Linked DNA regions of Homo sapiens: region 2 is linked to region 1. A link is a loop called in an ENCODE intact Hi-C map of the cell type or tissue named here. Cell type or tissue: CD4-positive, alpha-beta T cell. All regions are shown on one strand. Each heading gives the region's core, and the rest is flanking DNA. Links, peaks and the distances in the headings are about the cores only.

What was found. Peaks named below come from ENCODE experiments on the same cell type or tissue, not always from the same donor. Only the 100,000 strongest peaks of a DNase experiment are listed, where the experiment ranks them.
Region 2: a loop joins it to region 1, with 3 times the contacts of the local background. A loop is called at or near these places in 6 of 110 quality-filtered maps.

The regions. Positions count from the first base shown.
Region 1 is chr1:67,751,474-67,767,829 of GRCh38, forward strand. All of the region lies in intron 2 of GNG12 (G protein subunit gamma 12), which reads right to left. LOC105378781 (a long non-coding RNA gene) reads left to right here and starts at 3,275. Exons shown (of 4, transcript XR_007066163.1): 1 at 3,275-3,800. In CD4-positive, alpha-beta T cell, for the core only: CTCF peaks have their summits at 8,926 (motif pointing left) and 9,125; a DNase peak (open chromatin) is centred at 8,988; H3K27me3 peaks cover 211 bases.
Region 2 is chr1:67,231,066-67,239,065 of GRCh38, forward strand. It overlaps IL23R (interleukin 23 receptor), which reads left to right. Exons shown (of 11, transcript NM_144701.3): 8 at 5,648-5,737. Among named protein-coding and RNA genes, the nearest start is that of IL23R, 69 kb to the left of the region's middle. In CD4-positive, alpha-beta T cell, for the core only: a CTCF peak has its summit at 3,129 (motif pointing right); a DNase peak (open chromatin) is centred at 3,126.

The sequences.
Region 1 (16,356 bases), core at 4,236-12,235:
GTCTCTGTACCCAGTCTCCTCCAGAGCCTCAAGAGTGGCAGCTCTGGGGAAACACTGTCCCCTGTCCAGGGTGGGGTCTTCAAACAGGTCAGGGTTGCTGTGTTTGGGGTCTTGAGTACAAAAGTACATGCACACAAATGTCGACTGGCGTACTGCTTCTGGGATACTTAGGTAACCTGAAAAGCCATACCTCGGCCCTTATTCCCATTCAATAGCATCCTGAAAAGAAATCTAAGTGATTTTCCAGCATGGCTTGTGAGACATCTCTTGTGTCTCTATGGCTGGTGGAAAGAGTTATCATGCAGATGCTCTAGAAGAGTCAAACCCAAACCATAAGCAAACAGAAACCTCTCTCAAGACTAATGTGCTGAACACGGGTACTGAATGAGGTGAGCCTCTCCCCATTTTCTGGAGTCCACAGCTGTCTTTCTAAGCTAAGTCGGCATTTAAGTGGCACAACAGAGATGCCAGGTTAATGGCTGTGAAGGATGACAAATATCAGTATGGTCGTATTACATCTGTCTTTCAGCAAGAGTTATTACCAAGACATAAGAAACTGCAGTCCCTTCCCTGCCCCATAGCACCTCATAGTTACTCAATGTGGCCCATCCTCAATTGATTACGCTGACCCTTTAATGAGAAGTTCTGATAACCATATGCTTGTTAGCAGGCCTTTTCTTTGATCAGCTCTTACAGGAAATCTAACGTATACTCCTTCACTCTCCCACCACTGGGAGAAATATAATTGAATCAATGCAGTAATTAAGTACCCCATATTCATCTTTCCTTGGCGTTTCAGGATGTTGCTCTGGTTCCAGGTCTCACTGGAGAGAAGAGGGCAGCTGTCCAGAAGTAGCAAGTATAAGAGACTGGTCTGAATGTACCAGGATCACAACAGACATTTTGAAAGTTTACTTTGTTTACTTTGTCTCTGAAAAATGCCAAGCATGTAGGAGTTTGGGGTTAACAGGTTGCATGCAGTCAGATCCCAGTACCTTGAGCTGTTATTCTAATTTAAGGAATGCAGACATGTGGCATGGAGGTTGCCTCTTTTCCTCTTGCACTCACGGTAGACATCCCTAATGGATCAGCACTCATGGCAGCTATCACTAATGAGTCATGGTGTTCTTTCCTGTTGGGCCCAGACATGAGCTAGTTAATACTTCTTTTCAACACCTCGCCCCAATCACATAAGTTGGAAACAATGAACTATTTTTGTTCTAATTGATTTCATATACTTTAATTTCTTTCCTTAAAGTAACTGACAGTTGACTAAGGTATCATTACTTTATTTTAGCAACATTCTCTCTATACTTCTTAGCTAATTCCTCCACTAATCTGAGCTACAAATAATATGGGATATCATCCATTGCCAGACACTGTTAGACACTAAGTGCCAATTTATGTCCCTGTGTCCTTACAAAAATCTCAAGGCAGGGAAAGGTGGCTCGAATCTGACCTGTATTATGGCTTCCAGTAACCTTTCCAGGTGACTGCTACGCTGAATTATTGGCCTCCCTTTGCTTCCTACAGTGTCACCACTGCATTCACTTTGTCATACTACAATGGTCTGTCCATGTGCCCTCTTCCCTACTTAGCTCCACAACAGCAGGACCCATGTCTTACTTAACCTTTCAATGCCCAGCACATGGAACACTGCTGAATATAGAGTGGGTGTTTGGTAATTATGTTGAAAGAATTTTTTTTTAAGTTCTTGTTTTCAAATACAAGTTGAGCATCCCAAATCTGAAAATCCAAAATCCTCCAAAATCTGAAACTTTTTGGGCTCTGACATAACACTCAAATGAAATGCTTACTGACGCATTTCAAATTTGGGATGCTCAACTGGTAAGTATATAATGTAAATATTCCAAAACCTGAAAAAAAAAAAACCTGAAATCTGAAACACTTCTGGATCCAAGCATTTCAGATAAGCGATTCTCAATCTGTACTTGCTGAGTTTCAATTCATGCCCTACAGTGAACATCACCCATGACAAGTCCTGCGACTGGAGGAAATTTACTTCATAAAGTAAGGAGTGGTGGGCAGGCCAGCCAGAACTGAAGCGGGGGCCAGGGCAGCCCCGATACCTTCCATGAATCAGCTGTTCGCATGCACCTCCCCTCCAAGCATGAAAAGCATTCACAGCTCAGCTTCTGCCTCCATGCTTCACTGCTGGGTTTGCAATTTGCCTTTCTGTACCTCCCACACTGGACTGTGCTCTGTATCCCTAGCACTTACTAAAGTGTTCGGTCAGTGGTGAATAAAGATCTTTGAAGGGGTCTGTAGTAAAGACAGCACTGGCCTGAGACTGGAAAACGGGGAGCTACTTCTAGAACTGCCCTGATCCCCTTGGGTGGTTTCTGTCTGAGTTGTTTTTGTGGTGTCGGTGAGAGAATGCCTGCCCAGCAGGACAGGTGGCGGGCGTTAAGTGTGGCAGTGTATGTGAGCACTCTGCCAGGGTAAAGGTAGGCGCTCCCTTCTCCTCTTCATGAGGCTGCCCTACACGGGCTGCTGTTGTCATTCCAGCATGCCCTGCCCCTTTGGCCACTCTCCTCTGGGCCACTTTGTGCAGCTCAGTGTAACAACTTTCTGTTCCCGGTCGTGCCCGGAGAGTTGTGAGCTCCCCACCTCTGCGCATGTTATTTCTTTTCCTTCATCTCTCCTCACCTCCAACTCTGTACAGATTTCTGGGCAGCTGGAGGGCAAGCTCTTGGCCTGGCCCACAGGTGCTGTGTGCTATGACTGCCGGTCACCTCTTCAGCTTGGTCCCAACCACGCCTACCTCCCACACACTAAGCCCCGGTCATACCTGAACTCATCATTCCTGTCCCCACCACAAACCTCCGCCTATTGTTGTGGTCTCCAGCTCAGGGAGTGGCACTGTCATCCAGGCAGCTGCCGAAGCCAGACACCCCAGAGTCGTTCTGGACTCCCCACTCCTCCACCACACCCCTTCTTCTGTCTCCAAGTCCTGCTTACGCCACCTCAATATTTCTCAAATTAGTATATTTTTACCCCACTGCCCCACCCTAGTTGGGAGTATAAGCAGCTGGCCCCTGGATCACTGTAGCACAGCCATGGCTGTCTAGCTGGTCTCTCTACCTCCCCTCAATCCACTCTGCACACCCAAAGTGATGTTTCTGTAAAGAAAAGTTGACTGTGACCCTCCCCTTTTAAAGTTCTGTCCACAGTTTAGATATCGCTTCCTGCAGGAAGCAGTGCTGATGCAGGAAGCCACAGCACCTCCGTCTCTCCCATCAGGATACCGAGCACACTTGTTGGTCTTCTGCATTAGAGGCCACTCCGTGAGGACTTCCTTGCTCTCCTCTGAGCAGTGGAAGGTTTTTAATCACTCCTTGTGTAGCAGGCACTCCAGCCTGCTACCTGACAGCCATCTAACTCCCTCCTCTCTGCTGGTAGAACAAGTTCACTCTTTCCTCATGTGATGAAGGTAAATCCAGATTGGTCTAGGCCACATGGATGGCCCCAGACCACTTCTGAGTGTTTAGTGGTGGGCATGTGCCCCAGTTCTGACCAGTGAGACATGAGGGGAGGTTGGCTTGGGAATTTTGAAAGGTCTCTTCATTCATAGAGAGATGCATAAGAAACAGTTCTTTATCTGTCCGCCTTGGCGTTGTTACAAGAGGATGGGATGCCTTTGACCTTTCTGTACCTAGGAGGAGAGCTTGCTGATGCTCTGAGGATAGCAGAGTAGGTGGAAAGAGCTTGATGGTGTTGAGCTGCTGAATTACCAAACTGGAAGCAGACTACATGTGGACTTCTTTTTATATGAGATGGTAAGTTCCCTTTGGTTTAGGCCATTTTGAATTGGGTTTTCTGTTACTTGGAGCTCAAACAGATTACAGATTCTTGGGCACTTTTCACTTCCTATTTTGTCTTAGAGGTACTTATTAGGTACAAATCTTGTTTCTTGTTTTAGACTGTGGTCTTTTTAAGGGCAGCATTTGCATTTTGATAGATCCTTGTATCTCCCAGAGGCTGGTGGCTTGTCCTACTCTTGAGATTGAATGAAGAGCCAGCATCGTCTTCCGGCCTCACACTATAAGGTCTCACAACCTGTAGATGGGCCTTCTTCAGGGGCTTAATTTCTTCATTTATTTTTACAAATGTTCAATGTAGGAAGAAACATGAACAAAATATAAAAGCTCTACAGTCCACTCTAGGAGGCAAACCTATCACATCCATCCTTATATACCTCACTGTACTGAACACATGCTTTGTGCAAAGTGGATACTCAAAATGTTTGCTAAAGGAATAATTTAATTTGCCTCTGATGAGTCAAGAGCACTTAGGACTTTTATAATGTCCTAAGGTCATAACGAACAGTAATTACCGACAAATAGTGCTAAATATATCCTGGTTCTAGGAGATCACTGGTAGTAAGGTTTTGTTTGTTTATATGACAGCCTTGATCCACCAAGATGCTAAAGCCTTAAAATAGAACAAGCAGAACTAGGCTTTGTACAGTGAAGCAAAAAAATAAAAGTTTGAGCAGCAGAGCTGCCCACTGGATGTGTGCTGAATGCCCATCTTACTTGTGCCTGGCCCTGGGGCTCAGCCAGGTAAGACGAACCCATTGTCCTCAAGGGGCTTAGAGTGTGGGAGTGGGAGGAAGAAAAACAGACAACTTCAAAAGAGTGCAGTAAATGTTATAATAGGTAAGGTAGAGGGTGCAATAGAGATTCCAAGGCCAGACCTGGTGCATTGAGAAGGTTTCTCAGAAGAGTATCTGAACACAAAGGGTAAGTTTATCATACAGGAAGGGACCAAAAAAATAATAAATAAAAAGAAGAGTAGCATGATCAGGTCTGTAGTTTATAAAAAGCTAATTCTGACTGTAATATGAGGTAGGAGAGACAAGGCTGAAGTCAGCAAGGCCAGTTGAGGGGCTGCTACAGTAATTCATTGTGGAATACCACAGGTTTCTCAGGCTGGAAACAGGTTAATGACAAATAATGTCAGGCCTGGGTTTTCAAGAGCATGTGGTGCTATGGCTGCTGCTCAAAGGATGATGGCTCTGGACACCAGTTTCCCATCTTCTGGGTTCAGGATGGGGAGTGGGTTTGACTTGGAGGCCACAAGATAGGGTGTGATGGTTTTAACCTGGTGTGAGCATGAGTGCACGTGTGTGTGCATATGTGTGTGATGTGACGCTCCGCCTCCTCATTTACCACATCTCACAGTTAGGTGAGCACAGGAATGGCTCTGGTCCCAGCATGGCCACAGATTCCTCTGTGATCTAGTTCAAGGGGTCATACCTCTTTGACCCCCAGCTTTTTCACAGGTCCTATCAAGAAGCTGGGCCAATCTCTAAAACCAATCAACTGGTCTGCCCGGGTCATCTGCACTGCAAGGTTTATGATTCTCTGTACCAGGGCTTCTCAGCCGGTGTACCCTGCTGAGGTTCAGGTATGCCTCAGCCCCAGGTGGCCTGACAGGGCCTGGACCATCCAGAGCCTCCAGCTGTGGGCATCTTCCTCCATGCTATAGTACGACTTTTCTAAATGTGCCATTTAAGTTGAGTATCCCTTATTCAAAATGCTTGTCACCAGAAATGTTTTAAATTTTTGGATTTTTCTCAGATCTTGGAGTATTTGTATATACATAATGAGATATCTTGGGGATAAGACCCAAGTCTAAACTTGAAATTCATTTATGTTGCATATAGGCCTTATACACAGAGCCTGAAGGTAATTTTATATACTTTAAATATTGTGTATGATACAAAGTTTGTTCACACTGAACCATCACAAAGCAAAGGTGTCAGACAGGGAATTTTCCACTTCTGGTGTCATGTCAGTGCTCAAAAAATTTCTGAATTTTGGAGGATTTCAGATTCCTGGATTAGGAATGATCAGCCTACATGAGGAAACAGGCAGGAAGCACCACTCTAGACAAGAGAAAGAAAAACATTCGCATGAGCCCAGAATCTCCTTTGGCTCATCACTCATGTCTCCTTCCGTCACTCAAGTGTCCACTAGCTCTTTAATGACAAAGCCAACACCAACCTGCTTCCAGCTGCATACTGGAAAGGCAACCAAAGACCGACATGGCTGGAAGATGCCAAGCAGTAGGGCCAAAGGGACTATCACAAATGGGAGCCTTTCCACTAGGGCTTTCCACCTCATGCCCTCCTGCCTTCCGGGGGACCTTGCTCTATACTGACTGTTGCCTTCCCTCCAGAAGCTCCAAACTCCCTCTCCATCTCCTTTGATATGTGTGATTTTGGTCACAGTGGAAAAAAATCTTGTATTTACAGGGAGAAAAATTCAGAAGGAAAAGCACTGCTTTCTTTGAGAAGGCTGAACTAGGGGTCCCCAAGGACACTGGGGAGTGTTGGGAAGTTCTGAGAAAGATTTGAGATGGCTCAGCTCACTTAAAAAGAAAACGCAGCAATGGACAGGGGTTACATAAACGAGTCTCTGTGCTCAGAATCGCAGGTCTGAAAAGGAGGTTTTAGTTTGGCTTTGGGTTTCCTTTTTTGTTTTTTTGAGACAGAGTTTTACTCTTGTCGCCCAGTCTGCAGTGCAGTGGCACGGTCTCGGCTCACTGCAGTGTCTGCCTCCCAGGTTCAAGCAATTCTCCTGCCTCAGCCTCCCGAGGAGCTGGGATTACAGGCACCCACGACCACACCCCTGGCTAATTTTTGTATTTTTAGTAAAGATGGGGTTTCACCATGTTGGCCAGGCTGGTCTCAAACTCCTGACCTCAGTCAATTTGCCTGCCTAGGCTTCCCAAAGTATTGGGATTACAGGTGTGAGCCACTGCGTCCAGCCCTAGCTTTGGGTTTCCTATTGCAGCAACACATTAGAATAAACAAACAACCAAACCCTTGGGACTGAACTAATACACCTGGAGAAGGATTAATGTGGCCTGGGTCCTGCTATCCCTCCTCAGACCTAGTATTTCGCCATGACGATGAAATACTATTGGCTGGTAGCAGCGGCCAGCTCGCTAACCTGGGCAGCAGACCCCTCTCTGCTCTTCACACAGCTTGGCATTGGCCTGGTGTCAGGATTGGGGAGCATGCTGGACAGGGGCTGAGTGGCTGCTATATGCACACTGGAGCACACATTGATAGTACAGCAGAGAGGGCTGGGCTCATCCCTGGTAACCTGTCAGCCCTGGCTTTTAGATGCTTGAAAGATGAGGTTGGATACAACTATAGAACAAACCCACCCAAAAAAGTCCTTGAGAGAAAAACATGAAGCAAATAAAATCAGCTAAGATGCTCCCTGTGGAAGCGTGTCTTAAAAACATTTGCCTTTTCCTGATTGCTCCAATGGAGGAATACCTTATTACCAACAAAAAGTTAGGAGTGATGTATGGGAGCTAAAAAAGTAGACCTCATGGAGGTAGAGACTAGAATGGTGGTTACCAGAGGCTGGGAAGGGAAGGGGGGGATGAAAAGTTGGTTAAGGGGTCCCAAAATACAGTTAGGGAGAAAGAATAAGTTTTAGTATCTGACAGTACAGTAGAAAAATTAGAGTCAACAACAATTTATTGTATATTTCAAAACAGCTAAAAAAATGTGCAATGTTCCCAACACAAACAAAAGATAAATGTCTGAGGTGATGGACAGCCCAATTACCCTGATTTGATCATTATACATTGTATACATGATCAAAATACCACATGTATCCCCCAAATATGCACAACTATTATACAACAATAAAAAATGTTTTAAGAAGTTAGGGGTGAAATCCAGCACATGGAACAGCATATACATCCCACAGTACTAATGGAGGCCAGAGGGCATGTGGCTTTGGGTGGGAGGAGTGTCAAGATCTCTATGGTTCCTGCGTAGGCAGTCTTCTCTGTGTTGGCTAACTATAGTCTGAGAACTATTCACCTCAGTAAACACTGGTCAAGTGCCTAACTGCATCCAAAGTACTGTGGGAGACAATACAGTGTAGCCATTAAGAAAACGAATTCTGGAATCAGGTAGGCCTGGGTTTGTGTTCGGACTCTTTCACCCATTCCCTGTGTGACCTGCGAATATCTGTTGGCTGTAATTATTATAATCTTGGTGCACCTCAATTTCCTCATCTACAAAATGGACATAAGAACTATATGTACCTCAAAGAGTTGCTGTGAGAGTTAAATGAAATCATGCAAGTATGATGTTTTGTATAATACCTTATACATAGTAAGTGTGCAATAAATACTAGTCATTGTTATTCCTAGAAGCTTCCCCAAATTATTTTAAAAAGAAGGCACCTAGATCTAAATGACAGTCCATGTAACAAAGAAAACCCTTACTTGAGCAATTTCAGTGAAGGCCATTTTTCAACAATGCTCACTCACTTCCCTCCACTCTGGGTCCCAGTCATGTATAAAACACTCTGCTTTGTGTTGACTAAGCTCCACAGTGACATTCCAAGGAGTTCTGGTGTCCCTCCAAATATTCTAGGCTGCCCTTTTAACCTGATACTGATACCCTGTCCACTCTACTGTTTAAGGGGCTATTTAAAAATTTGGCTTTGTAAAGCAGGGAGCAAGGCAGAAAGCCTTCAAAGCTTTAGCAGTTGGCGTGGCAAGGAACAGAAAAGCAGCATTTTACAGTATCAAATACCAGAAGTAGCCCTCATAACCACTAACTTTGTAGTGCTCTTCCTTCACTGTGGCGAAGTGCTGAGCATGTTACATGCATTACATTACTGAAACCAAGGCCCTGTGACGTTCCAGTGAGTCCAAGGTGCTAGCTGGTGTGAGTACAGCTGTGGGCTCTAATCTATGCTTTGCTTCAAAGTCCACGCATGCAAATCCTGGGCAACTCCCTGAGTTTCCAAGGCAACTCAGCCAACTCATCCAGAGGTAACTAGCTTCCAATAACTGTATAAGCTCACTCCCATCATTTGGTAGGTTGGTAGGTCAATCAGTTCAATTTATTTTTATTTTTATTTATTTTTTGCTTTCTCTGATATTTGACCAACCACGACACCTAGTGGCCAGTGGAGCACAAACATGGGTTGCCCGAAAAGGCTGATGGACGGGTGATGTGTGTCTTTAGCTTTAAGACACACGTTGCTCATGACCAGGAAAAACCTGATGGATCGTGTTCAAGGCAAAGAAACCAAGGCACAGAGAAATGAAGCGACTTGCCTAAAGTCAAAGCTAATGTAGAACTGTGTGGAAATACTGAACCTTAGTGTTAGAACTCGTATTCTGATTCAGACTTGGCCTAAATTTGATCCTCAGCAAGATACTTTCTTCAGTTATTCAACAAACATTGACTGGGCACCTCCTGAGTAAGGCACTGTGCCAGATGCCGGGGACATGACAGTAAGCAAGGAGGACACGTCTCGATCCTTGCAGTCAAATAGGAGGGGAAGATAAACAGAGAATCCACAATAACAATACCAGCTAATATGTATTAAGGACTCTGCTTCAAGAGTTTCATGTACACCAACTCGCTTCATCCTTGACTTGAAACAATCCTATAATGGGGGTGCGATTATTATTCTTGCTTTGAAAATGTGCAGGAGAACATTTAAGTTGTGGGTAACAAACAGGGCTCCTATGCCTTTCTAGGTCTAAGTTTCTGAAATAAAGTTGTGCTAGATACTGGAAGATTTCTAAGACCTCTTTCCAGATCAGTTTCCCTTCACTTCTAGGATTCTGGGGTAAAGCTGGGATTAGACCTTGGTCGGTTTTCCTGACCAAGAGTCTAGTGTTCCCTCTCTATACACTGTGCTGGTCAATATTTATGAATAACAGCTGGAAGTTATTGAATGCTTACTCTGTGCCACGCCCTGAATTTCTCAGTTCAGGCAATCTTCTTCACAACCTATGAGACAGCTTTAAGATACAAATAATAACTGAGTGAAAAATCATGCTCTAAAATAGTTTAAAAGATTTCCAAGATAAACAGAGAGGCTTCCAACCTCACTCAGCTGTAGCATCCTGAATCTCTGTTCTGTCTGATTTTGTTGAATGGTGGATTTAAACCTTATGTATTGGTGTCCTCAGGCTCTCATGAAGGGAATGGATAATGGGTCCAGGCAAATGGTTCAATGATGAGTTACTGTCTAGGGAAACAGGGGGCATCTTGTTCAATAACAACATTGCTTTGGGGTAATTCTGGGTCCCTAGAAGTATCTACAAAGCCTGCAAGGTCAAGTGCAGGTCGACTTGGCTCTTTGGTTTTATGATTCCAAATAAATAAAACACATTTCCAACAGTTCAGCAGGGTATATCCGAGATCGGCAAACTCTCCAACGAGGTATTCCCGTTAACCCTTAGTCCCTTACCCTCCCTGAGGGTATGTGCACACCATCCGCTTTCTGTCGGGTGAGGGAGGGTGCAGGGAGAGAGGCAGGGGCAATCAGGAAAACTCTCTCAGTGATCCTGCAAATGGGAAATGGGGACATTGAGTTTAATCACGGCTCCACTCCAGGACCAAAGAAAGCAACTCCTGCCACCTGCAGTCAGACCACTCTCTCCCACACCCAGGAAAGCAGACCCAGTGGGACCTAGAGCTTCCCAGGTCTTGTAAGACTCTGGCCTCTTTGTTCAGGGCCTCCAGAATGATACTCCAGTGGGTCTTGGTGAGAACATACATTAGATATGCTGCAATGTTTAGCCTAGAATGCTCTGCTAGCTTTTCCAAATGGCAAGCTCTCACTGAACTTTCTAGGGCTACAGATCAATACCTTCTTTTGCCTGACCACCACCACCGCCCCCAACCCAAGGCTGTCCACAGTAGGAACTGCCACATTTGCCCAGTACCTAACACAAGATTGTAATCACTGACTTGTTTATCTGCCTACCCCATGGACTTGAAACATCTCTAAAAGATGAAGTGGGGTGGCTTAACCATCCTTACGTACTCAGTACCTAGCTAGCACAGCCTCTGGATTGAGGAGGTGCTGATTCCCAAAGAGCTGGAAAGGAAGGCAAGGAACTGTAAGGCTAGAAGAGGCTTAAGAGGTCATCTCATTTATAATCCTGCCCAATACAGGATTTCCCTCAAAATACAAGAAATTATTTTGAGGGAAAATAATACAAAAAGTAAAGAAAAACAAGAGAAAAGTTTAAAAGAGTATGTATTTATGTACATATATACCTTCTACATGCATACATACATATATGGCATCCTTCTACTGGAATGGGGTATGTGGTGGTAAAGACGCAGAGTAAGATTCACTCAGATTTTTGAGCATTAGCGTTTATCTCTTTTTAAAGTTTTTTTCCCTAATTTTTTTCCCCTAATTTTTCACAAAATACATGCAATTTAGTGAAAAATTTGTAAAATATAATTAAAGTGAACAGAAGGTAAAAGTTAACATGCTGTTATATTTCCTTCTAATATTTTCTTGGGAGTTTTTGTTCTTCCTTTTTTAAAAAATCAAAGGAAACCTTGATCAGATTGAGTTTTTAAGGTAGTCTAAATTATACTCTGCTGCACAACTTTATATTTTGCTCCGTTCTAGCAAAAGCATTTCCCTATGTGATTATAAAGTCTTTATAAGCATCATGTTTTAACTTTTATTTTGATATAAGTTCAGACTTAGAGAATAGTCGCAAAGCACCCAGATTTGGGTTCCTCAAATGTAAACATTTTACTATATTTAACACCCTACCCTCCCAGGAGAGAGAGAGAGAGAGAGAGAGAGAGAGAATCAATATGAAGTTTTACTCCTAAATATTTCAGTGTATACTTCCTATGAATAAGAATAAGGAATTCTCATATATAACCACACCAATTAGTCAAATCAGGAAATTAACTCTGATATTTTACTATTATCTGATCTACAACCTTATTCAGATTTTGGTGATTATCCCAATAATGTCCTTTACAGGAAAAGAAAATACAAAATTATACATTATGTTCAACTGTCATGTCTCTTTAGTCTTCTTGACTCTGGCATGCTTCCTGAGTATGTCTTGGTTTTTAATGTTATTAATATTTAAGAGTAAGTGCTGGTTATTTTGTGGAATGTCCCTCAATTTGGGTTTGCACATGTTTTTTCCTGATTCGATGCAGGTTATGCACGTTTGGTAGGGATACCACAGAAATAAATATCCATCACTTTTTTTTTTTTTGGTAAGAGACAGGGTCTCACTCTGTCACCCAAGTTAGAGTGCAGTGGTGCAATCACATAGCTCTACAGCCTCAAACTCCTGGGCTCAAACAACCCTCCTGCCTCAGCCTCCAGGGTAGCTGGGACTACAAATTCCATTTTACACAAGCATGTCCTTATTAGAGAATTTTAGGTTGTTTTTATAATTTTGCTATAATTCCAAATCCACCCCCCTCCCACCCTATGAATTACTGATTGGCTTTCCACCATTAATTTTTATATTAATAATTTATCCATTTAAAAGAATATGTTAAGATTGTTACTATATTAACAACTTTTGTCTAAGAAGCTCTGTCAATTTGCAGTCTAACAAAGGATGGAGTGTGAACTCCATGTCAGGCTAACAAGCCTTGAGCACTGACATGCTAGTATTGCACTGCTGTTTTAGTGGCTTTCACCTTAAATTGTGGTTATAAACGGCATTGCTCCTGTCATGCCTCTGAATATATTCCTTTGTTTGTTTGCTTTCTCATTCGTTCACTCCTTCACATTCACTCAGTAAATACTGAGTGTATATTCTGGGCCAGTAGTTTAGGTGTGAGATCAAGGTCTCAAGTAAAGAAATAAACAAGAAAATATGGATTGTGGTAAGGGATATGAAATACACAGGCTGGTGCAACAATGAGTACCTGGAGGCAGTGCTCCAGGTAGACAGGGAATAGTCTGGTGCGTAGAGAAAGACAAATGAGCCAGTGAGCTGCAGCTGGGGGACCAGGAGAAAGAGGTGGGGCATCTCTTGGCATTTACCATAAAATTCTATCAAAATGTCTCCAAAACATTGCTCTTACTAAAAATACGAACCCTTATTCTGACCTATCCCAAGTACCCACTTCCAAAGCCTACCCTTCTCCTCTGTCTGTCCTAGTCAGCAGAGTCTAAACTTCAGCGTATTATAATTTGTGAATAATAATGAAAGCCTGAAAATGCTCTGAAATTAGAGGGAACTTAGATACCATCCTGATGTTGCTCAGCATTGCAATTACCTGACTTTGAGGGACCATTAATGAATGAGACTGTCTCAACACTAGATTAATGGCCACTTTCAACAGTGGAAAGGGAACAGATGTCCAAGAAGACAGAAAGGTACTAACAGCTGTGTGTATATGCGTGTGTGTATATGTGTGTGTGTTCTCCTTCAATAACCGGGGTGGTGGCTATGGCCACAAGCAAGGAAGATGGGTGTTCATGCAAAAACAATCAATCTGCTTGTGCTTTGGAGTTACTCTGGTCTAGCAGAAACTGCAGCTCCCCAGGGCTCACTATCACCTCTGGACTTTGTCAGAGTGAGTCAAGTAGCAAGAACACAGAGGAATCGTCCAGGAACTAGACCTGGGAAAAATATATCCGTCTTTCTCCAAACAAAGCCTGTTTGGTATTTCAGGCAATTAGTTTCCAAACACTTGGGTCAAAAAGCAACAGATTATATTGTCAAAAAATTATTTCCTTGCATGAGATGAAAAATTAGACAAAATATATAAGAATACATAAAAATTAAAGTAGACAAAATATATAAGAATATTATCAATAGTCATTAGATGCCCCTGTCAAGCACTGAAAAAATAACTTATAATAATCTATAAAATGTATGCACACTCTTTTCTTTTCACATCCTTCTAAGGGAAACAGCCCCCAGTAGGCGATTAAGCTGATGCACGAGTAACGATCTCTTAACAATGCCATGCCATCAAATACTGAAGTACAGTTCAGTGTTTCTAAGAGCAGAGAAAGAAAAAAAACATTAAAATTATTACTAATATAAACACTATGATTGTATATTGCACTTGAGGGATGAAGATCTAGAACAATGAAGATGATAAACATATTTACCTACAGACAAAAGATGGTAGATAAGATTTTTATTATAAAGGCTTTGTTTATAAAGGGAACACATTAGAAGCTAAGTAATTGGGTCAGATTTGGTAATTAAAAGCAGCTGAATAATCAACAAACGCTTAACAAAGGTGTTAGAACAAGATCATATTTTAACAGAAGATGAAATACATAGAAAGGTTTGTATATTTCAACCCTTATTCTTCTGCCTGTTTTGCATTTTTCTTTTAAAAATACACAAAAAGTATAGGAAGCAGTAGTGAAATAACTACTACCTAGTCAACCTGTGACTGAATCTGGCAGTTGTTAGTAGCAGGTGTAAATGAAACGATGCGAATAAACTAGCAGGACTAAATCAAAAAGATTTCAATGTGGGTGACATAGCTAAAGTCTATAATTTAGGATCTCTAATACATATCCAGTTTGTGGTTGAAAATTCCTGCTTTCTAGTGGGCTTTACGTCTGCCACAACCCCAAGGAGTGAAAGGAAACTCAAGACTAACAATGATTTGTTGTAACTAGACGTAGTGGTGAAAATCTGGCCAAAAAAAAGTCCACTATAAATGTAACAGCTGTGAGCCTTAAGCCTGGTGGCATTTAAACCATTTTATTCTTTATAGCTATAAGAGTATTCAACCCTAAGTTTACAATAATATCTCAAGGCAAAAACTCAAACAAAACAAGGCACACACGCACACACACACACACACACACACACACACACACACACACACACCCCTAAACAATGCCCTCATAGACAAGCCCCTTTCAAAGTCCCACCTAATTACAGGCTGACAATCTTTCCAAATTATCAATCAGAACAATAAAAATGCCCTTGAGGGCTCATTTTAAACAATTCTCTGGTCCTCCTCTAGGGGGCGAAGTTGGCTCGCATTTCACCGAAAGGGGAAATTATTTTCAAACCCTGATTTTCGCACAGTGCTAGAAAGATATTCACATACAAAGGGGTCTTTCCGCGCTCCTGCTTCTTCTCAATACATTTCACTTCGGCTGATGAGCAAAGCAGCCCAGCCCTTCGGCACAGTAAGAGGGAGGGAATGTGATTACGGCGGAGCATAAGCAGGGCTTAATCAGCACAACCCTGAAGGCCGGCCAGCTCATTCTCCTCAAACTTGAGATCACAGCTATGGTTTTGCCAAAGATGATACACTTTCAAGAATATATGTTGGTGTTTTTTTTTTTTTTTTCCAGGAGAATTTTCCACTGGGGAAATTCTGAAGCCAGGTGAAGCCTCACACGGGGCTCCCTCCCACCCGGTCTCCTCTGTAGGGCCTCCCTCTGAGAAACCACAAAGCAAGCTGCTGGAGGTCTGAGTGCCTGCCCTCCCTTCCTGCACAAACGGGGCCCTTTCTACCCTGAGGATGGCATCTGGTGGTCAGGAAGATGCCTGGACAGCAGTTCCTCGCTGGGCCTCGCTTCCCCCTCACGGAAAGGGTTAGGTGTCCTCTTAGGGAATGCAGGTCTAGCTACAGAAGGGGCATACACAGGCAATGCCTATTCCCAAGGGAGAATCAAATGTGAGTTTTAGCACCCTAGCAACCATACAAGGCAGAAGGCTCAGAGTGTGTGTGTCCCTGACCCATGGATAGATCGTTTTTGTGGGTTCTAAGCCTTATACAATTTTGGGGGTCCTCTTTAGAAAAATCATACAAAATTAGGAATATCACATTAGCTACAGGGCATTGGAATGGGATGTTGCCAGTGAAAGATCCTGAACCTTAGGGCTCTTTAACTGCTGGGCCATGCAGTTATCTTGTCCAGCCTGCCACCACTGGACTCTCCCCTGCAGTAAAACCCCATGTCACGTGTGCTGGCTCTGGGTCTCTTCTTGGCCTCTTGAACATGGTGCCATCTCTAATGAGACTGACAGGGGTTCAGCACGACAGGGCCTGAGCTCCTCCCGCTTAGGACTGTCCATTGCCTGGAGACAGATACCGAGGTGGAGCTATTGAAAGAAACACTTGCGCTGCCCTGTGAAAGGGAACAAACTCCTCTGCCACGGGTCAGCTCTCCACACCTACCTGACCAAGTCTCAGTAACCAGTTTGGGTCATCTCACTAGTTCAGACTCTGCCTCCTCCTCCTTTTCCACCCATGGGAAGGTTATGCAACCCTCCTTCCAGACCTCCTTGGGCTGCACAAAGGTGCCAACTATACTAGTCTTTACTGAAAGACAGCAAAATAAAGTGACCTCAATTGAGAGCATTTATCTAAACATAGTTTGTTTGCATATTTTCAGTCCTTGTAAAAATAATACACAATTTTCTCCTTATCTGATGGCAATATCACTTACCTAAATCTTAACAATAAAATGAGGCAAGGCCTAAAAAAATAGAAAGTTAAGTTTAGTTGATGTAGCTTGTTTTCACATGTGCTACAGTTTGGAATTTATAAGC
Region 2 (8,000 bases), core at 1-8,000, 520 kb before region 1:
AATATGACTCCTCTTTCTTGAATATCTAGAACCCCTGAAAGGTCCAGAAAAGTCCATGTGTCTGCTCTAATCAAAGCCTTTATGATGCAGGCCTTGGTTACTGTGGCTTTGACATCAAGATTGGCAAGCGCAAAAGTAAATAAAGAAACCTTAGAGATGTCTATACCCTTTGGCTCAGTAATTCCTCTTGTAGAGATCTGGCCTTAAGAAATAATCAGTGGAAGGAAATTTATGTACAATGATATACATCCAAAACCTAATTATAATAGTAAGAATTTGGAACCAGTCTAAAAGTTCAACAATAGCAATAATTAGTGCTTATTAAGGTTTTATTTGTGTAAAACATGGTACTAAGTGCTTGATATGAACTGTCTCATCAAACCTCATGACCTCACTGCTTTTATCTAATTTTACAAATGAAGAAACTGAGTCACTGAGGGGTTAAGCAATTTGCCCAGGGCCATGGAACTCCATCTAGTAGAGCCAGGACTTGGACTGAGTTTCGTTTGAGTCTGCAGTTGGTGTTTGAAACCACCTAGCTATACAGTTTCTCAATAGGGGTAAGATTGAATAAATACAGTAAAACATGATGAAACATTAACTAGCCATAGCATGATGTTTTGAACAATTTTTAATAAAATGAGGAAATTTTTATTAAGTAATATTGAATAAGGCTGGGTGTGGTGGCTCACACCTGTAATTCTAGCACTTTGGGAGGCTGAGGCAGGCAGATCACCTGAGGTCAGGAGTTTCAGACCAGCCTAGCCAACACAGCAAGACCTCATCTCTACTAAAAGTACAAAAATTAGCTGGGCGTGGTAGTGTGCACCTGTAATTCCAGCTACTCAGGAGGCTGAGGCTGGAGGATAGCTTGAGCCCAGGGGGCAGAGGTTACAGTGAGCCAAGATCACACCACTGCACTCTAGCTTGGGTGATGGTGTGAGACTCTGTCTCAAAAGAAAAAAATTGAATAAAAAAGGCAAGACAAAACATTTATAAAGAGTATGATCTCCACTAGGCTACCAACATACACAAAAGACTGTTAACATTTTTTTTAAATAATAGTTTCTAGTTTGCAAACAAATATAAAATTGTATTATCTTCTCCATACCCTTCTATACTTTTCAAGCATCCTGTAATTAGCATGTATTACTTGTGTAATAAAGGAAAGTAGTCGGTTTTAAGAAGAAAATAACTCTACGCTAGAAGATTTAAAGCATCAGTGCTAAATGGGTTAGCACAGTAGGGCTTGTGGGGTCCAGAGCCCCACAAGGCCAGGCAGCCCCAACACACCATGGCGAGTCCTCAGTGGAGCAATGCTAAGTCTCATCCTGGGAGAGGCTGCTTGCAGGGCTGACTCTGCCTCCCACCCTGAGCCATCCTGCTGTGGAAGTGAGGTTATTAATTTAATGAGATCAGTGACCAGCACAAACTACATGTCAGAACTGGATGGGAATTTCCACTCTTCACCCTCTACCTAGGTGACTTTGAGCAAGTTATTTATCCTTTCTACTCTTTTGTTTCCTTATCCGTATAATGAGGATAATAATATTGTCTGTGTGATTGGGTTGTTGTGAGGATTAAATGAGAGAAAACATGTAAAGTTTAGCATGTTACCTGTGACATAATTAATACTCATTAAATGGTCACTTTAAAAGGATGACAAAACACACTTTGCCCCATGGTTGATGATATGGTTTGGCTGTGTCTCCACCCAAATCTCATCTTGAATTGTAGTTCCCATAATCCCCATGAGTCGCGGGAGGTAATTGAATGGTGGGGGCAGTTGCAGTCATGCTGTTCTTGTGATAGTAAGTTCTCATGAGATATGATGGTTTTATAAGGGGCTTTTCCCCCTTTGCTTGGCACTTATCTGGCCTGTTGTCATGTAAGACATGCCTGTTTCCCCGATCACCATGATTATAAGTTTCCTGAGGCCTCCCCAGACATGTGGAACTGTGAGTCAATTAAAATTCTCTTCTTTATAAATTTCCCAGTTTTGTCCAGGTGCGGTGCCTCACACCTGTAATCCCAGCATTTTGGGAGGCTGAAGCAGGTGGATCACCTGAGGTCAGGAGTTCGAGACCAGTCTGACCAATATGGTGAAATCCTGTCTCTACTAAAAATTCCAAAAAAAAAAAAAAAAAAAAAAAAGCCACGCGTGGTGGCATGCTCCTGTAATCCCAGCTACTTGGGAGGTTGAGACAGGAGAATTGCTAGAACCCAGGAGGCAGAAGTTGCAGTGAGCCAGGATCATGCCACTGCACTCCAGCCTGGGCAACAGAGGGAGATTCTGTCTTAAAAAAAAAAATCCGGTTTTGATTATGTCTTCATAGCAGTGTGAAAACAGACTAGTACGGTTGATGTAGAAAGAAGAGCTGAGGTGATGATTTGGCATCATCCTTAAAATACAGATGGAATACGTTATTGCTAAAACCAGGTCCTTTTGAGTGGATTTGATTAAACTAGCCTGGTGTTTTGGTAGGCCAAAAAATATAGTTGTTATGCTTTAAATTTTGTCCAACAATAAGAAACCATATTTCTCGTTTGAGATCACTCTAAATTCCCACAGGCACATTGTCTTCTTGTAAGACTAAAGTTTGGTGCCAGTGTGTACAAGTTATATAAAAATTCTTCCCAAATTAAAGATAATTTGGATTTTTTTTAGTATATTCAAGTATGTCCTGTGAGATTAATAGGCATAAGTTAATATTCTGTTGCAAGGATGGAACTGTCTCATTATGGACGTAACACCACAAACACCAAATACAGTAAGATATCATGAGGTTTTTTTTTTTTTTAGCAAATTAGGCAATGCACTGATGACAGAACTGATATAAAAAACAGTTTCCAGTCATAAAGGCTGTGTGTGTGTGTGTGTGTGTGTGTGTGTGTGTGTGTGTGTGTGAGATTCTGTGTTTGCTAATGCTTTTGTATGTTAAAATACTTGCAAATACCATAAAGCACTAATAGCAGGTGGATTAAAAGGATGGGATTAGGGATGGTTCTTTTTTTCTCCTTTTAATTTCTCCTGTTGAAAATTTTTCTGTACTTTAATTATCGCTTTTACAGTCAAAGATGTTAAGTATAATTTAAAAAGAAATGACGTAGCCACGTGGTGGCAGTATTCCATGAAGAATGTAATCTACATAGCTTTGTTTCAGTCCTATGTCTAACATTGGCTTGATTTCTTCTCTGACAATTTTGTTTATAAATTGTCTTATTTTAGATAACTGATTCCTTGTGAAATTTCCCTATGAGGATTAAGCACCTCTTATAAGTGACTTTAATTTAATGCACCTGTTTGATTTGGAACTATGATAACAAATAGACTCTAAAGGAAGATTGTATTTATTCCCTGTTAGGGCTAATAAAACCCTAGTCAGATATGAAAATTGTTTTTATATGATGCAAATTAATAACTGAATGAAGTTTCATTGCCAATAACTACCTGTAGTTTATACAACAGAATTACATTAACCTGTATTAAAAGCCAACAACACCATATATTACTTTTAAATTAAAAATGCTAATTTTAAAATAATAAAAGTGAAAACAAAAATACTACAGCAGCATATGCTATAAGCCCATGATTTTGCTAAATTGAAAATTGTGTTACCTTTTAATGTAGTATTTTTACTCTTTTTTTTTTTTTTTTTTGAGATGGAGTCTTGTTCTGTTGCCCAGGCTGGAGTGCAGTGGTGTGATCTCAGCTCACTGCAGCCTCTGCCTCCTGGGTTCAAGTGATTCTCCTGCCTCAGCCTCCCGAGTAGCTGGGACTATAGGCACCTGCCACCATGCCTGGCTAATTTTTGTATTTTTAGTAGAGATGGGGTTTCACCATATTGGCCAGGCTGATCTTGAACTCCTGACACCCTCCTCAGCATCCCAAAGTGCTGGGATTACAGGCATGAGCCACTGCAACTGGCCAGTATTTTTATTCTTAAAATTTCAAAATAATGGAGATTCAGACTCCTGCCTGAGCTCCCTGCAAATGAACATTGGCCTGTAAAGATAGCACTTTAGATGAATAAACCTGACTGTTGGCCATCAGGGCATAACCTTGTTCCCTCAGAGTTTGGTGGAACCATATACCCATGGAGCAAAAGAGACTTAGCGAGGCATTGAGAAGCCAAAAACAATTTCTGATTTGTCACAATTCCGGGTGAAACATTTTCCTCTTGCTGTAGAGAAGCCAGGACAAAAAACACGGGAAATAACTTTTGGCTTTTCTGATGTTTTCATCTTCTAAAATCCCTCACCCACTGTTCTCAGAAAACTACCCTCCTCACGCTTATGCCTGCACCCAGAGCAGCCTTTTTTCTTTTTTCTTTTTTTTTTTTTGTGAAATGGAGTCTCCCTCTGTCACCCAGGCCGGAGTGCTATGGCACGATCTAGACTCACTGCAGCCTCCACCTCCCGGGTTCAAGTGATTCTCCTGTCTCAGCCTCCCAAGTAGCTGGTATTACAGGCACGCACCACCATACCTGGCTAATTTTTGTATTTTTAGTAGAAACAGGGTTTCACCATGTTGCCCAGGCTGGTCTCAACTCCTGGCCTCAAGTGATCCACCTGCCTTGGCTTCCCAAAGTGCTGAGATTACAGGCATGAGCCACTGTGTCTGGCCAGACCAGCCTTTTTCAAAAATTTCTGAAGCCCCGTAGAAACCTTTTCATTGGAAATGTAGGACACTTTTCTCAAAGACAGTCACATGGGCCACACTACTCCTTATACAAGCCTGTGATATCTCAGCCTCAAGTTGTGATTTCTCCCTGCCCCCAAAAGTAATTTTTTTAAAAGAAAAATTTGAGCACTGAAATCAGAGTGACGGAATACACAGGGCTTGAAGCAATCTCAGGGATCCAAGGCTTAGAGCCATCTTCAGAAATGTCTTCTGCCAGTTGGGAGAATTGTGTCCTTGAAGTCACTTCTGTCAGCTTTTAATTATCAGGAAGGAGGAGACTGGCAAGGCTGCACCAGGACCCCTTTGAGTTCAGACTGAAAGTTAGGTACCAGGGTTGCTCACCCCACCCTGGTCAGAATCATTCATTAGCAGTTTCCTGACAGCCTTTATAACTAGACCAGGCTGCCAGGAAAAGAAAAGAGCAGAGAGAAGTCATTGGTGACATCCCACCCAGGTGTTACAACACCAAAGTGCCTGCTAACCAAAATTAGGTTTCTTATGAGGAGCCAGGAGAAGGTGAACAGCATCCCAAAGATTGTGCAAAGGCAAAAGTGACACATCTTGGGGACCCTCAAGGAAATCTGAACCTTATTGCACCATCAATTGCAAGGAATCAAATAGAGATTAGTTATCATGCGTTTTTTCTGGCTCAGTAAAATAAAGCTCTTTGGTATTTGCTGCCTAGAAGCCTCATGAAATTAGTGGACACACCTTGAAGTTTTACAACCTAGGTAGATTATAGTTGCCCTTGCAGTGTTTCCTCCTTTGAGATTTACCCAATTAAATAAAAAGAAGAAGAAAAGACACATACTCGAAGACTATTGCTTTTATTCCACCCTTCAAGCCCATTAAAGTTATTGGTTTACTTTAGTCATCTCTAAACAAGGGAAGAAACTCCGTTGGGAAATTTGGCAAGCAGAGTGCAAAATGTAAGAAACTGACACTCTTTCCTTTTGGTTTAAGTTCCCCAGGTCACATCAAAAGCATTCCAACATGACACATGGAATTCTGGGCTAACAGTTGCTTCCATCTCTACAGGGCACCTTACTTCTGGTAAGAAAATACAACTTAGGCTTTTTGAGTAGTCTTTTAGTAATTGCCCATTTTAACCCATCATACTGAAAAAATCACATCAGGTGTTAAGTTTCTGGACAATAAGATATGCCTTATGTCTTCCATAGGAAAATAATAGACAAAGTACAAAGATCTGCTTAAAACTGAATGTAAGAAGTGGCTTAGGTGGATTTTGCCGGCTTTTGCAATAGATTGTATACATTTTTTAAAATTTTTATTTATTTTATTTTATTTTTTGAGACGAAGCCTTGTTCTGTCACCCAGGCTGGAGTGCAATGGTGCAATCTCGGCTCACTGCAACCTCCGCCTCCCAGGTTCAAGCGATTCTGCTGCCTCAGCCTTCTGAGTAGCTGGGATTACAGGCATCCGCCATCACGCCCAGCTAATTTTTGCATTTTTGTAGAGACGGGTTTCACCATGTTAGCCAGACTGGTCTTGAACTCCTGACCTCAGGTGATCCACCCACCTCAGCCTCCCAAAGTGCTGGGATTACAGGTGTGAGCCACCGCACCTGGCCACATTTTTATTTTAATAGCTGCTAGGGCTCAAGACCCAAAAACTTCTTTCAAAACAAATTACTTACCTATCTTGTGCTAGGACTTGTCTAGACATCTTCTTCAATCTTTAAAACAACCCATGAGATAAGTGTTACGCATCTATTTTATAATGAGGAAACTGAAACTTAGAGTAGTTGAGGAAACTTTTCAAGGTCATAGAGCTGCTAAGTGACAGACTAAAATTCAAATCCTTTTCTTTCAATGTCCTGGAGTCTATTGTCTTTCTTTTATACAAACCAGCTCCCATTTCAGTTGTTAGCATGACTATTATCGTATTGATGAGCTTGCCTAAACGTTTTAGGCGTAAAAAAATTGAGATCTGGTTGTACAATGGGTGAACATAACTCTAAATAGAAATTTCGAGTTGAAAACTTTTAGGCATGACTATTTCACCATTGACCACTGACAGACCATTTATCTCCTTGTGTAGAAATCAGGCAGGAATAGTATAAGAACTTTTGCAGGTTGTATTGCTATTCTTTGCACCTTCATTTATTTAATATTCATTAAGCAACTCCTGTGTACGAGGCACTGTTCTGGGTACTGGGGAATCAGCAGTGAAAACAATGAGCAAAGCCCCTGTCTTCATGGAGCTTCTATTCTAGCCAGACAGGGCAGAAAAACAGCAAACAAAACAAGAAGAAAAGTCAGGTGGTGGTGAAGTGTCGTAAAGAAACATGAAGTGGGTAGGCATGGTGGCTCACATTTTGTAATCCCAGCACTTTGGGAGGCCAAGGCAGGCAGATTGCTTGAGTCCAGGAGTTTGAGACCAGCCTGCACAACATGGCAAAACCCCATTTTTACAAAAAATACAAAAATTAGATGGGTGTGGTGTCATGTACCTGTAGTCCCAGCTACTTGGGAGGCTGAGGTGGGAGGATCAACTGAGCACCAGAGATAGAGGCTGCAGTGAGCTCCACTGCATTCCCGCCTGGGCAACAGAGCAAGACCCTGTCTCAGGAAAAAAAAAAAAAAGAGGAAAAAGAAGAAAAAGAAAAAGAAACATGAAGAAAGGTAAGGGCACTCTGAATTATCAATCAATTGCAAGCCAAGTGCTTAGGTTCAGTACAGTTCCCTAATTATAGATGCCTACACAGACCTACCTACACCTTGATATTTCTGTGGGATCAGTGGAGGTTAGGAACTCATGGCAGCTCTGTTAGATAAGTATTATTATCTCTATTTTCCAAAAGAGAAAACCTGAGACTCAGCAAGTTCATAATTATGCCCCAAGGTCACAGAGCTGATAAGAGGCAGAGTTTAATTCAAACCCAGGTATATCAGGCCACGCTCTTGGTCATTCTGCTCTACTGCTTAGACCCCTTTGCCGAGCACTGTGTTGACCTGAGGGCTGTCTATCCTCTTCCAGGCACTAATTAATGCCCAAGGGTGTGTGGCAGCCAGTACCCCCAATTAGTTGCTTCAAATAGTCAGAAATAGCTCTTTAGCCCTGGGAAAACATTAATTTCATATCCCATCAAGATTTTGCAGTGAGCTAGAGTTACTCAGACTCCTGCCTGCTGATTGGCTTTAGAAGAGGGCTGGGCAGCCTGGAGACCCCGGTATGTGAAATAACTAGGGTGGGGCAAACACAGTGTCTGCCACATGGTAAGTACCCAATAAACATTTGCTGAAGGAAGGGAGGGAGTGAGGAAGGAGGATGGAAGGGAAGCCAATACCCAACA